Linked DNA regions of Homo sapiens: region 1 is linked to region 2. The links are chromatin contacts, found by Hi-C or POLR2A ChIA-PET in ENCODE. All regions are on one chromosome and are shown on one strand. Each heading gives the region's core, a stretch centred on a gene start or an enhancer-like site at or near the end of the contact. The rest is flanking DNA. Distances are from core to core; before and after follow the strand shown.

What was found. Hi-C counts contacts between places; a loop is a spot of excess contacts on that map. ChIA-PET counts read pairs that join two places held with the same protein, here RNA polymerase II (POLR2A).
Region 1: POLR2A ChIA-PET joins it to region 2 with 11 read pairs in BJ. The contact joins two enhancer-like sites. A Hi-C loop is called at or near these places in 8 of 168 maps with a recorded cell type or tissue (Caki2, DLD1, IMR-90 and 5 more) and 1 of 37 single-sample maps with no recorded cell type. POLR2A ChIA-PET finds 5 or more read pairs at or near these places in 3 of 52 experiments (AG04450, BJ and HCT116).

The regions. Positions count from the first base shown.
Region 1 is chr3:139,298,832-139,305,319 of GRCh38, reverse strand. No RefSeq gene overlaps it. Among named protein-coding and RNA genes, the nearest start is that of MRPS22, 42 kb to the left of the region's middle. Within about 2 kb of position 2,924, at least 4 of the 41 ENCODE cell types and tissues checked have a DNase peak (open chromatin) inside an H3K27ac peak, as active enhancers do; they include HCT116, where a contact is called at or near this core.
Region 2 is chr3:139,116,981-139,124,082 of GRCh38, reverse strand. It overlaps BPESC1 (blepharophimosis, epicanthus inversus and ptosis candidate 1), which reads right to left. Exons shown (of 3, transcript NR_026783.3): 3 at 1-102. Among named protein-coding and RNA genes, the nearest start is that of BPESC1, 16 kb to the right of the region's middle. Within about 2 kb of position 2,407, at least 6 of the 41 ENCODE cell types and tissues checked have a DNase peak (open chromatin) inside an H3K27ac peak, as active enhancers do; they include HCT116, where a contact is called at or near this core.

The DNA.
Region 1 (6,488 bases), core at 1,675-4,174, 180 kb before region 2:
AAGGAATTAAACATTAGGGGAAAGCTTCTTTTAAAGGTTTTCAAGATTTAAATAACTGTCTTCAGCTATTTTTTTTTAGGAGAAAAAGAACTACTTGTACTATCTGATAATATTTTTCGAGCTCTAATTTTGGTTTTTTTTTTTTTTTTTTTTTTTTTTTGAGATGGAGTCTCACTCTGTCGCCCAGGCTGGAGCGCAGTGGCGCGATCTCGGCTCACTGCAAGCTCCGCCTCCCAGGTTCACGCCATTCTCCTGCCTCAGCCTCCTGAGTAGCTGGGACTACAGGCGCCCGCCACCACGCCTGGCTAATTTTTTGTATTTTTAGTAGAGATGGGGTTTCACCGTGTTAGCCAGGATGGTCTCGATCTCCTGACCTCATGATCCGCCTGCCTCGGCCTCCCAAAGTGCTGGGATTACAGGCACGAGCCACCGCGCCGGGCCCTGAGTTCTAATTTTTTAGTAACTATTATTTGCTTTCACAGTTTTTCTAATTAATAAGAGAATGCATTGAGACTTTACAAAGAGCCAGACTCTGTGCTAAGTGCTTTAGAGACGCTATTTCTGTAATGGGTCAAAAACTACTGATGTATCAGCATTCAGAGGCTTCCTCCACTTGCCATATTCGAATGCAAATCAGCTCATCAATGGGGAGAGAACAGAAAAACCCTTCAGTGAGTGAGGGTTTTTTGGAGTAGGTACAGGATATGGGAGAAGTGAGGTGAGGAGGAGAGCATCTTTCAGAATCATTGTGGTGGTTACGCAAGAGATCTCCTGTAATGTTATTCAAGAGAAGCAACAAAGATTGAAGAAGTACTTTTTAAGTTATTTTTGGTGCTTGGACTGAGCTTCTTTGAATGAGACTCTATACAAAGTCTGAGCCACTGAGACACTGGAAGCTATAAGGGTTACATCTCACTTGATTCTTACAACAGTGTGATGAAAGAGAAACTCCCATTATTTCCTTTAAGCAGCTGAGAAAAATAAGATTTAGAGAGTCTAAGAATATGCACAAGACCACAGTGTGACAAGTGGCTAGTCCAGGACTAAAGCCCAGATGTCTCTGATCTGGAGACGAATCTCCTACTCACTACGTCACCTCTTGTCTTAAACTCTGTAGATAACTGGGAGAGAGGAGCATGGGCATTTTACTAGAAAAGGATTTCAGGAATTATTCCCCAGGTGGGAGTGGAGCGGGCAAGAAATCCAAGACAGGTGGTTTTCACTCTCCAGATGAGGCCAGATGAGCAGGAACATCTCAGATTTGCTAAAGCTTTCAAGAACACATTCCCTCCTCCGCTTCATTGGAGCTAGGCCTTGCCCCTGACAATCATACTTACTACAATCCCCTCCATTAGCCACGTTGGGCCTTCTATCTGTGATGTCCTTTCCTCCATCTCACCACCAATCCAGCTCTTATCCTTTTTTTAAGATGCCATCTCCTCCATGGAGTTACCTGTGAGCACCCCAGTCACAGAGCATGGAAATGGGTGTGGCTCTCATCACCTCACCTGAACTATAACTACCTGTATGCAGAGAACACACCTGTTCCTGTTCCTTCTCTCTCTCTCCCCTCTCTGCCCCCTTCTCTCTTCCCTGGAGCAGCTAGCCCAGGCCCAAGCACATGGTAGGTGTCCACTTAGAACATTTTGTGCTGCTCTGGGGGAAAGAAAAAGTAATCTGAGTATTATAGACTGAATATTTGTCTCCCCCAAATTCCTATACTGAAGTCTAATCCTACTGTGATAGTATTTGGAGGTAGGACCTTGGGAGATAATAAGCCATGAGGGTAGAGCCCTCATGAATGGGATTAGTGCCTTTATAATAAGAGGCCAGAGAGCTGGCTCACTCTTTCCCCCATGTGTGGACACAATGAGAGCTCAGCGTTCTGCAACGTGGAAGAGGGCCCTCGCCAGAACCTGACCATGCTGGCACCCTGATCTTAAGCTTTCAGCCTCCAGGGCTGTGAGAAACAAACTCCTATTTTTTGTAAGCCACCCAGTCCTTTGAACTTTGCTATAGCAGCCCAAATGACTAAGACACCGAGTTTTGTAGGTAGTTTTTTCAGAAAATCAAATCCAATAAAACAAATCTGACGATTCCTAATTCAGAGCCTCAATGGCTCCTGTGCTCTCAGCTCTTCCTTTTGTGTTTGTTCTGTTGAGTGAAAGTATGGGGAGCCTTAAAACAAACCAGGCTCATCTCCAGAAGACCTGAGCCCTCTGTCTGCCTCAGGTCGTTTCCCAAAAAATCGCAACACACACATGCACACACCCCACCTGTTCTACGTCATGTTCTGGAAGGTCTCATTCTCAGCTGAAATCCCCAAACTCCTTGGCCTGATACACTGATCCCCTCCCCAGATCTGGACCTACCTCCACCAGGCCAACCTCACCTCTCACCACTTCCTGCCTTGAATCCCTGGCAAATTACCTAAGCTCCCTGAGCCTCAGTCACTGCAACTTAGAACGGGGGGTCATAATAATGCCTGACATTTAGGAACAACTCAGTAAAGAGCTTTGAAATGCACGAGTGATCAAACGATACCTAATTCATAGGGTTATTTTGAGGATTCATGGAAATGTAATGAGAAAGGAGCAGAATACACAGCAAGCACTCAGCAAATAGTAGCTCAAAATAGGTGGAAAGACCGAAAGACCACTGTGATGTTTCTTGCCGTTCACAGCCAAAATTTCTTCTTCTTTTTTTACATAACCACATCTCTATCTGATCTAAGCATTCTTAGGAAACAGTAACAAACAAAACACAAAACCAAAACAACCAGCAACAGTAACCTCATAACTGTTTCCTGTGACCACACACAGATGCCAAGCATACTTTAGCTGAGCCAGTCCAGCCACCAGAGAGAGAGCACGCGATGCCCTGATGATATCCAGCAAAGTGAGCCCGAGAACACTCCTGTGGGGTGAGTCAGACTCCAGAGTAGAGACGAGGACTGCCAGAATGAGCTGAAGTGCTGTGTGTTGCCAGCTACGGTCAAGAATTGTCATCCAGGGTGGTGGCCATATGCATGCAATGTGCACAGCTCTGGGGCTGGAGACACAACTCGGCCCCTGAGTCTGAGGGGCTTCAGGAGTGAACCAGAGCACAGGCAATCAAAGGAACAGAGGGAGGCTATGATGAGCTCAGGCTTCCACATGATGGAGCCTCATTGTCAACCACGCCACGTGGAAGTAGTTGCTTTGCTTGCTTAAGCAGGAATCTTCCTCAACATTCTATGGCTATTCATGGAGGCTGACTCCTCTTTCCCCGACACTGACCCACAGTGCATTCACTGTCGATTCCCCAAGGCAGCAGGCCTAGGGTTGGGGCAGGTCCCAGGCTGTTCTAACTGTTCATGCTACTGACTTCTGTGTGGATCTGAGTAGCTCTGGGCAGGGCCCACCATGCAGGACTGGCACTAATAAGTAGGAGGTACTGTTAGTGCTGATGCAGCTGGGGCCACAACATCCTGAGTGCAGGCTCTGTCCACTCATGCCAGGAGCCAGGCGAGGCCTGCCTGGGATGCAAGCCATTTGGATGCTCAGCTCCACATGGGTGGGTGTCCAAGAGAGGTGTGGCCCGGACTTGGTGGGCCCACTAAAGCCCAGCACTCTGGACCCTGCAGAGCATCCTGGATGTCAAGGTTTCTCCTGACCCTCCAGCCACCCCTCTGGACCTCAAACTTGGACCTGAACTCAGATCTCTTCTGGCCTGGAGGCTCTGCTTTTGCCTATGTACTCAAAGCATCAGCACCTTCCCAAGGCAACAAGTCTTTGTTCTGCTTTACAGAGGGAATGAAGGGAAGCTGGGGTAAGTATCAACTCTTGGCCAGCTGAGTCACTCTATCAGTGAAGTTGCTTCTTCCTCTGAGGGTCAACAATGAGGCTTTGAGAGGCTAGGCTCTCCCAGACCAACAGGCGAAGTGGCTCAGCTGGCTGTGTGGAGAAGCACCCCAGCCAGAAAAGTTGCCCACAGCAACCCCGTGCGCAAACAGCTCCCCAGAGTAAGGGCAAGCTGGAATGCTGCCCCCATGCCATCGCTCTGAGGCAGGGAGTTTTCTAGGTCAGTTCAGCGCATGGGTGCCCCTGACATTCCCCGAGCCCTCCCTGCCCTGGTGCCCTGTGAGAGCTGCCCCTGCCCTCACAGTCTGGAGAGACACCAGCCAGGAACATTTCCCTTCTATTTATTGTTATGGCTGGTTGGTTGGTTGTCTTCTCCAACCACACAAGTAGAGCTAAATCTGTAGACAATTTTACAAACACCAAAAATTGCAGAGAGAGACAATTAAAATTATGATATTTTTTCTTTCAGTCTCCCCCTGCCCCTCCCCAACCTGGTTCACTTTCTTTACATAATTGAGATCCTAAAGTATTTATCGTTCTGTGGTTCGATGTTCAGCTCCTCCCATCACACCTATGGCTTGACATTTTCAGTAAGCTTTTTCTCATTTCATTAAATTCTGTTTGTAAACCCCATTTTTGAAGGCTGCATAGTCTTCCTTCACTGGGCTGAGCCAGGGTTAATCTAAGCATTCCTCTAGTGTAGGCTTTGTATATTTGTTTGTTTTGTGGCATTGCAAAAGCAATGATATGAAAAACTTTGCTGGCATTTCAAAATATTTCTTTGGGATACAGTCCTAGAAGTGGCATTATTGGGTAAAGTATAGGAACATTTTTAGGGCTCTTGGTCCCTGTTGCCCAATCGCCTTTGGGAGGACTGACCATTTTACACTTGGTAAACAGCGAATTCAATACATGGTACTTAGTGCCTGTGACAGAGGATCCCTCAACCACAAACCTCACTGCTCTGAATCCAAGTATCTTGCCACCGCTATCAATTCAGGGATTTGCAAGTACCAAACAGTCTCCTTTCTCCCCACCCTCAAAGGCCACCTTCCCCACATAATAAAAGACTTTGAACATCCTTGGAAAGATTTCTGGGCCCAGGAGCTAGGCAGACCAGGTTCCAGAACATTTGTCACCAGTGAGCTGATGACAGTCTTCATTGGTCAAGCAGGAGGCTTGAACTGGAGGGTCCCTAATGTCCCCCAGCTTGTGACTCAGTCTGGCAGTATAGGAGTTAGGGTCCAGGCTTTGGTGTCAAGCTGCATTGGTTCAAGCCCCAGCTTTGCCACTTGCCAGCAGCATGATCATGAGCAAGTTACTTGACTGGCCTAAGCCTCAATCTTATAATATGTAAAATGGGAATGAAGGAAATTAAATTATTTATCAAGCGATGGTGAGGATTGAATGTAATTAAAAATTTAAAAATTTTAAAACAGTGCCTGGCACAGAGTAAATACTCTATAAAGGGCTTGATACCAGAGCATGTGCTTGCTTTCAATTATAAACATCAACCCAGCTGAAGGGGGTCTCTAAGGTTGGTGTAAACAGAGTCAGGGAAGAGAGAAAATGCTCGCAGCCCACAGTGGCCCAAGCTATCTGGCAGTGGCCTTGCCCCATCTCTGTCTGGCCCAGGCAGTTCCTGGCACTTGCTTTTCATCTAACCTGAGGTCTGGCTGTGCAGCACCCCTCAGGCAGGGCGGCTCTGAAACTCAATGCTTCCGTGGGAGGAGAGTTGAAGGCCGCTTCACCAGGTGGTTATCAAAGGCCTGGCCGCCACAGAGGCTTGGGAACATAATCTCCGGAAAGAGATTGTCTGAACTCGGCTTGCTGGGGAACAAGGACGCTGACTCTGATAAGCCCGAGCAGTAGCCAAGGAGGAATTGGACCTGGGAGCTCGGGAGGACCTTGATGACTCATCCTGTAGACATTTCCTGGGGGCGATGGTGAGCCAGAAGCCAGATGCACACTCTAGGTGGTAGAGGGTTGGGGAAGATCAGGACAGAATCCTCTCTCTGGGATGAGGATGGAAAGAAAGAGCCATGATCACAAATGTGCCTCCTTGTCAGGAGCCAGCTCCATGCCTGGCAGCCAGCGACTGAGCCAAGCCAGGATCTCCCAGGATGAGTACAGGGTTAGTCAGGGGCCGCAGAGGCCCTCAGGAGGAAAGGGTCATGGCTCTGGTCAATAAGGCCTGCTGGTGGCTCTGCCCCTAGTGCTGTAGTCAGTTTTGCTCACCAGCAAACCCCTAATTCCAGGACAGGATATCCTCATTGGGGGAGATTGGGTAGGAGTGATGACTGGCATTTTACGGATCTCAACCAGAAACTGAGGTTGAGAGCGATCAGAAAATGTGTCTAAAATAATAAAGTGAATTAGGGGTCAAGTCAGCATGTGAACATACGTCTCCTACAGCTCATTTCTGTGACGGGCTCACAGGTCTGGGACAAAAGAGGTTAAGAACATCTGAACTAGTTATTGATGTGTTGAACAAAGCCATCCTACAGAAATGAAGTGAAATGATTGTATGTAATAGGAATTAAATTTCTGCAGTGAACTCTCTCACGGTTTCTTAATGGGAAGCATGAAAAAGCAAGTGCTAAAAGGTATTTTTCCTTTCTTGATGGCCTTGAAATTCAGCATCCA
Region 2 (7,102 bases), core at 1,158-3,657:
GCCTAGGTTGGCCTTGACTGCACTGGGATTGGGCAGGGAGGAATGCCTTTTGTCTTGTTTGAAACCCTCCACATTCATTTGCTTTCAGCAGCATGCAGAGTCCTGGTTTAAAGAGGGGGTGAGAGGGCTTAAATGTCTCCGAAGGTTTCTGAGACACAGGATTTCTCAAGAGAGAAAGGGTGATGATTTCAGAGTAAAGGAATCAAAAGCACATGTACTGCCTTTCTCCACGCATACAGAGTGGCTTAAATACGAAGGGAAGAAAGCGTTAGGAAAAACAGTTTTGAGTTTCGTTGAACCAACATTGGAAAAATGCAGCAAGACCCTTTCCAAATCCAAAGCAGAACCGTGTCCTTCCACCTCTGTGGAAAACTCTTCTGGTCTGGAAACCAGGTCTCCTGGGGCTGCCAAGAGTCTCCAGCCTCGGCAGAGTACCTCCCCCTACTTCCTCTGACAGAGAAGCAGATGGTCTCAAAGCCACCCTCCCTAACCCAAAAGCCCATTGAAGGGGGGCAGGGAGACTGTGCCAAGGCTGGCAATTCCCCTCGGCAGAATCTTCTCTTTCCTTGTCTCTGGTGCCCAACAGAGGCAAGAATGTGTGCGGGCCCTTGGCTGGGTAGGTTCCATTAGGAAGCAAGGAGCTAAACAGGTTCAGAGGCTCTCCAGGGATGTGTGGGGTTTTGGGGAAGGATTTCGTATTCTGGCTTTCTAAACCAACCTCTCCCCCTCCCTCTTTCTCCTCCCTTTTCCAGACACTAGTAACCACTATTCTACTTTCTGCTTCTACGAGATCAACTGTTTTAGATTCTACATAAAGTCACCAATCAAACTCGACCCAAAGAGGATGAATGTTTATTGTAAGGCTGCATGTAGGTGCTCAGCCAGGCCCCATAAACAACAAGAGTTACCTTCAGGAGGCCACTGTTTTCCCATGGTTCTGACATTCTCATGACCTGGTGTTCCTCTGTCTCCTCTGGTTGCTATCAGCTGCCCTCTCAATAGTCCCTACTATCCTGTTATCCCATTGCTTCTAAAACTCTTGATTTCTGCCTTTTATCTGCCTGCCTGCTCTCAACTATCTCTCTTAGGTACCACAGAGGAGAGGATCTGATCGGGCCCATTAACCACAATACCAAACACTGAGTTTCTATTAAACAGCATCCTGCAACAGCCCATCTCGCTGGCCTTTGAGGGGCTGCCTTTGGCTGGGCCTCAATGCCTGATCCAATCAGTTGTGGCCAGGAGGCAGAGACATACAGTTAATCTCAAGGCAACCAATACACAAGCAGCTACCTCCAGCCACTTTGTTTAGACCAGGGACATGGAGGCAGAAGGAGAATGGAAAGTCCACTTCAGCACCCTATGTTGCCCTAAACCTTGAAACAAAGGCCCAGTGGTCCTTGGCAGAGTATCAGAGGCTACCAATGAAAGGGCATCAGAGGCTAACAATAAAGCCTCAGCCTAAGAGAGGGGTGCGTGTGCGTGTGTGTGTGTGAACAGCAATGCTGAGTTTCAATTAGGTAAACCTGTTTTGTAACATGGTCTAGCCTTTTAAATCCCAACTGTCATGGAGGCCTCTGCTTTCCAGGAAGTTATTCCCATCAGCAGTTATTTCTGCAATCGTGATTGTTATGAAACCCTTTATTTTGAAAACACATTTCAAAACAAGGCTTCTTTCACATTCAGCTTTCTCTGGTCCACTAGGAGCAAAATGGTGCAGATATTTCCCTGTGGCCCATATACTTGTGTGTTATCCCGGTGGGCCATTCAAGTCCCAAAATCCATCTTGTAGTCACCACGGAAAAATGCAGAGGCATGCTGTGGGAGGATGCATGTCAACTCATCCCAAACACTCCCTTCAGCCAGCTCCCTGCCCCACACGTGGCAGAGCCATGACACAACGGCCTGTTCCTCTGAGAGTAATTTATTATGTAATTAAAAGCTTTTTCATCAAAGTCAATTTCTAAAGCAATCACTGGGATAGTATCAATTAGGAAACACTAACAGAGAAGGAGCTGGGCCCTGATGTCAGGGCTCATGCCCTTAAGAGTTTACATAAGTTTTCAGATGCTCGTGCCAGGGACCCTGACAGAATGCTGGGTAAGAAACAAACAGCACATGCTCTTCAGGCTTCAGTGGACCTTTCTGGAGAAGGTCTGTTCCCACAGGCCAGGCTCACAAAGAACCAGGGTGAAGTGATGGAAAGAAATGGGCTTTGAGATGACACCAACATGGATTCTAATCCCTGCTCCAACTGTTACCAGCTGTGGGAACTTGGGCAAGTCAACTAACCTCTCCGAACCTCAGTTTCTTCATCGGAGGAATGTTTATGATACTACCAACCTTCCAGAGCCCTGTGACGGTTAGAGATAAGATGTGCAAACATTGCGAAACAGTGCTGGCACACGGTAAGCATTCTGTGTGGAAGCTTAATAGTGTTATCATCTGCCTTCCAACTTCAGTGTGAGTTTTGACTCTACTGGCTCTTCAGTGGCATGGTCTGCCCAGGAGTCTCTGGAGAAGCAAAAGTCCTTTCCTCAGGCTGCTCAGCAATCACCAGCCACAGAGGGTTTTCCCCATCCCTCCTGGGTCCCGTTCACAATGGGTTTGGTTCAGAAAACTCCCCCTAAGCATAGGGCTTACTTGCTGAAAGAGCTCACTCTGAAAAGAGGTGATAGACAGGCAAGTCTATCACCTGATCAGGGCAGGTGATATTGCACCGCCTGACCAGGGCAATGAGAAATGAGTGGCACTGATGTTTTGGGAAGCACAGAGGCAAGATCAGGGAGAGCCTCCTGGAAGAGGAGACAGAGGGGTGAGAGGAGAAGTTTCCAAACAATGGGATGGGAGGAGCACAGGCTGAGGTGATGAGGTGGGAGCTGTGGGCAAGACCAGGTCTCCAGCTGCAGAGTTAAGGAGCTCACTCTCCAGGTGCAGGTTTGGGAAGATGACTCCAGCCCAAGTGAGGAAAACAGACTGGGCAGGTGAAACTCAGAAGAACGCAGAGGCAGCCATCCAAGGAAGGAGGGCAGCTTGGTGGCCCACTGACAGTTGAGCCAGGCTTATCTGTACTGTGCAACCAGAAGGAAAAACCAATTTGACAAATGGAAAAACCCTCACGTGTAGGAATCAAGTTACCTAGCATACCTAGCACACAAGTTGGATATCCCACAGCCCTTCCCCTGGCTGCCCTCCTAAGGCAAGCCCCCATGGGCCAGCCAAGCTACCCCAGCCCATGCTGTGGGCCACTATACTGTATACTGCAGGGGCAGGATGTGGTCAGGAGAGGCCAAGATGGGCCTCAGGAAACAGCAGGGGAAACACTGCCACATCTGACCCAACACAACTGTCAGCTGGCTGAGCCATCCACTCCGTCAGGCCCAGGCCAGACCTTCCCCCATCTCGGAAATGACACAGAACTCTCCTTGCTATCCTTCTGCCTGCCACTACTATGGGCTGAGCGAGCCCCCCGCCCCTCAGCCAGATGTCCACTCGCTCCTGCCTGATGACAGAAGTGCTGACCACAGCCATCTAGGTTGTACACTGTGTACCCCAATGCCCCACCCACGAACTTGGTGTTGGAAACTAGTTCCCTGGTGTCGATTTTCATGACTGGTCATCTAATGACTTCACTGTGCCTCTAACCATGCTGAGATTCCAGAAGGTTGCCATGGTGACATGCTACAGGCCTGGCCTAGACTGAGAGGCCTTGGGGACAGAGTGGGTTATGAAGCCCTGATGAAAACAGAGCCTAGGGTGGAGCACTGAGCAGCTCCCACCGGCTGGGCCAAGGAGTGCTTTGCACTCTCCAACCCTGCTCTCATCTGTGGCACAGTGAGATAAGCTGTACCCACTGCCCATGCAAAACCAAGCTGTCTGCCTCAACTCATGATGCAAAAGGGAAAATGTACCCAGTTGTCCCTCCACCCCATTAGAACCAGAAATGCATAATTTGTACATTGTAGACTTTAGAGAACATATAAAGAAGCAATGCCAGACCTGTGCAATTTAAACACACACATGTAGCCACTCTTCTCATTGCTCACTCCTGGACCCTGCCTTTCTTTCACCATTCCCCCATCCTGGACAACACCTCCCTTTCCCTTACTTTATATGAGCATTGGACAAGACTTAAGCTGCTCCTCCTACCTGAGACCTCCTTAACTCTGGTCCACACTGCCTTTCCCCTTTCCTAAGCTGCTACCAAATACACTTCTGAGCACTGGGTGTCAGCAGTTGGTCTCCTAGTGTATCCTGCCTCACAGCTTGGTTTCCCTATACACTTCACAGGTGTTGCATCTCCCTCTCTCACTCAGAACCCAGCACAGGGCCAAGCACATAGTAGGCACTCCATGCAGATTTTTCTGACATGTAACTGCCAACCTTTAGACTGCAGCCACAAGGTAGCAGTTTAGAAAATATCTCTGAGAACAGCCAGGTCAGCCCCCTTCTGGGAGATGCAACAACCCCTGGGGCACCAGAACCAGGAGTCAAGGAAGAGGTCTGAGCCCCTGCAAAGGGCATCCAGTCTCCGGCCCCAGTGCCCTGGCAGAGTTATGCAGCCTCAGCTGAACTTGCCCATCACCACATTCCCACCCACTCATCCCTGGGCCAGGCCCCCAATCTCAGGCTGACCTTGGGGCTGTGTGCCAAGAAACTGACAATGGCACTGGGCAATCCTAGCCAAGTTCAAGTTCATGTGATGGGCTATTACAGTAAGGGGGCTCATGGGAACTGGATGGGAGCCTCAGAAAAGGGGAGCCCAACACCTTTGAAGAAGGTGGTGGCCTTTCCATTAAAGTAGCCCCCAAGCTAGAGACCTGGCCTCCATCATGCTTGGCCCCTCACTCCTCATCATGCTGCACATTCAATCATCCAACCAATACATCCTGTCAGTGGCATCCAGTTCTGCACCCTCCACCTGACCTCCATGGCCACAGTCCTCCTTTCAGTCACCCGGGTAACGACCACAGCCTCCTCATGGCCCCAGCCCCCAGCCTCACTCCCTCCATTCCATATTGTCAGCTCTCAAAAACTTAAAGCTGCCCCATTGCTGTCCATAGGATGGAGTCTGAACTCCTTAGTCTTGCTCACAAGCCTGGCCTGTAACCTGCGAGGCTAAGAACCTGCCTCTCTGTGCTGCCTCCCACTGCCTCCATCCACGACTCAAGGTTCCAATCACACTGAACACTTGCAGGGCCTTGACTGGGCCATATTCTGTCTTAATTTGGGACCTCTGCAAAGGACACATAGACACTTAGACACACACAACTTCACCAGGTACTATCCTGATGTCTCCTCAAATGTCCTTCCCTGAACCCCTGGGTTGCACTAGATGTCTCCCTTCTATGTGTTCCAGGGTTCCCCATGCTACCATACCCTTTCTCCGTGAGTTGAGCTCACAGAGGTAGAAACAGATGACGAGATGACTGGTGGGCTGTGCTGGTCTCTGCCAGATGAGGACACAATCAAGCCTTTGGTCAAAGACATGCCATCTGTGTGACCAGGCCTGTCTTCACTGGGCTCAGAGAACCAAAGAAACTGGGCTGGTCTAGGCAGCCAGACTGCAGGGCTCCTTGCTCCATAGAGATGCCACGACTAAAGCTTCTCCCCACTCCTCAGCGCCTCCCTTTCTACCTGGAGGACCCAGCCAGTTCCCACAAGGGTGTAACCAGAGCCTGCAGGTTCCTGCAGGAACTCTACTAGATGAACAGTTACTGACAGGAAAGGCTTGAGAACATTCTGGAAAGAAGACATTCCTGGTCTAGAAATCCTATGTACTGTTAACTCTCTCTGGGAAGAAGAAAGGGCTGCGGGTCATGCCAACACCCAGGAGTCTCCTTTGGACATCCCATTAATAGAGTGGGGCTCCCTAGGAATGCATTTGCTGCTCTGCTGATCCAGAGGGATATTCCACCAAACCACCCACCCCATCCACCCCCAAGACAGCAGCCCCAGTCCAGGGGACCTTACAGTGTGCATGCCCCTGTGAGTGGTTCTTCCTCCTGACCCATGAGTATGGCTCAGCTCTGTGCTGGGCAGGGGGAAGCCAGCATGCTGGGTTTTTGTCTGCAGGAGAAATCTCCCCACTGCCCACCCATGGTCCACAAACAAGAGGCTCCTAAGCTTTCCAATGACCAGGATGGAGAGACGTCAGTTAGTCTCTGTGACGGTTTATTTTATGTGTCAACTTGGCTGGGCCATGGTACTCAGATCTTTAGTCAAACATGTCTGCTTGTTGCTGTGAAGGTATTTTTAGAATGATGTTAACATTTAAATCACTAGACTTTGAATCAAACAAATTACCTTCCCCGATGTGAATGGGTCTCATCCAATCAGTTGAAGGCCTTAGACTGACATCCCCCAAGGAGGAGAAAATCTGCCAGCAGACTGCCTTCAGACTCAACTGAAACATCACCTCCTCCCTGGGTCTTTAGCCTGCAGCCTACTTGCTCTCTCTTGTCTGTCTCTCTCTCTCCCCCTGTGTGTATGTGTATACACATACACACACACACACACACACACACACACAGTCATGCATTGCTTAACAACAGGGATACTTCTAAAGAAATGCATCATTAGGCAATTTTATCATTGTGTGAACAGCATCGAGTGTACTTATACAAACCTAGATTGTATAGCCTGCATGGTGTATCAGACATCTAGGCAATGTGGTATAGCCTATTGCTCCTAGCTACAAACCTGTATAGCATGTTACTACACTGAATACTGTAGGCAATTGTAATGCAACAGTAAGAATTTATGTATCTAAACATAGAAAAGGTACAGTAAAAATACCCTATAAAAGATTTAAAATGTTTGCTTACCCTGAACAGAGCCTGCAGGACTGGAAGTTGCTCTGGGTGAGTCAGTGTGTGGGTGGTGAGTTAATGTGAAAGGCTAGAATATTACTGTACACTATTGTACACTTTATAAACACTGTACACTTAGGCTATACTAAATTTATTTTTTAAACTGTTCACTCTTCAATAATAAGTTACCCTTAGCTTACTGTAACTTTTTTACTTCATAAACTTTTCAATTTTTTAACTTTTTGACGCTTTTGTAATAACACTTAGATTGGGCTGGGCGCAGTGGCTCA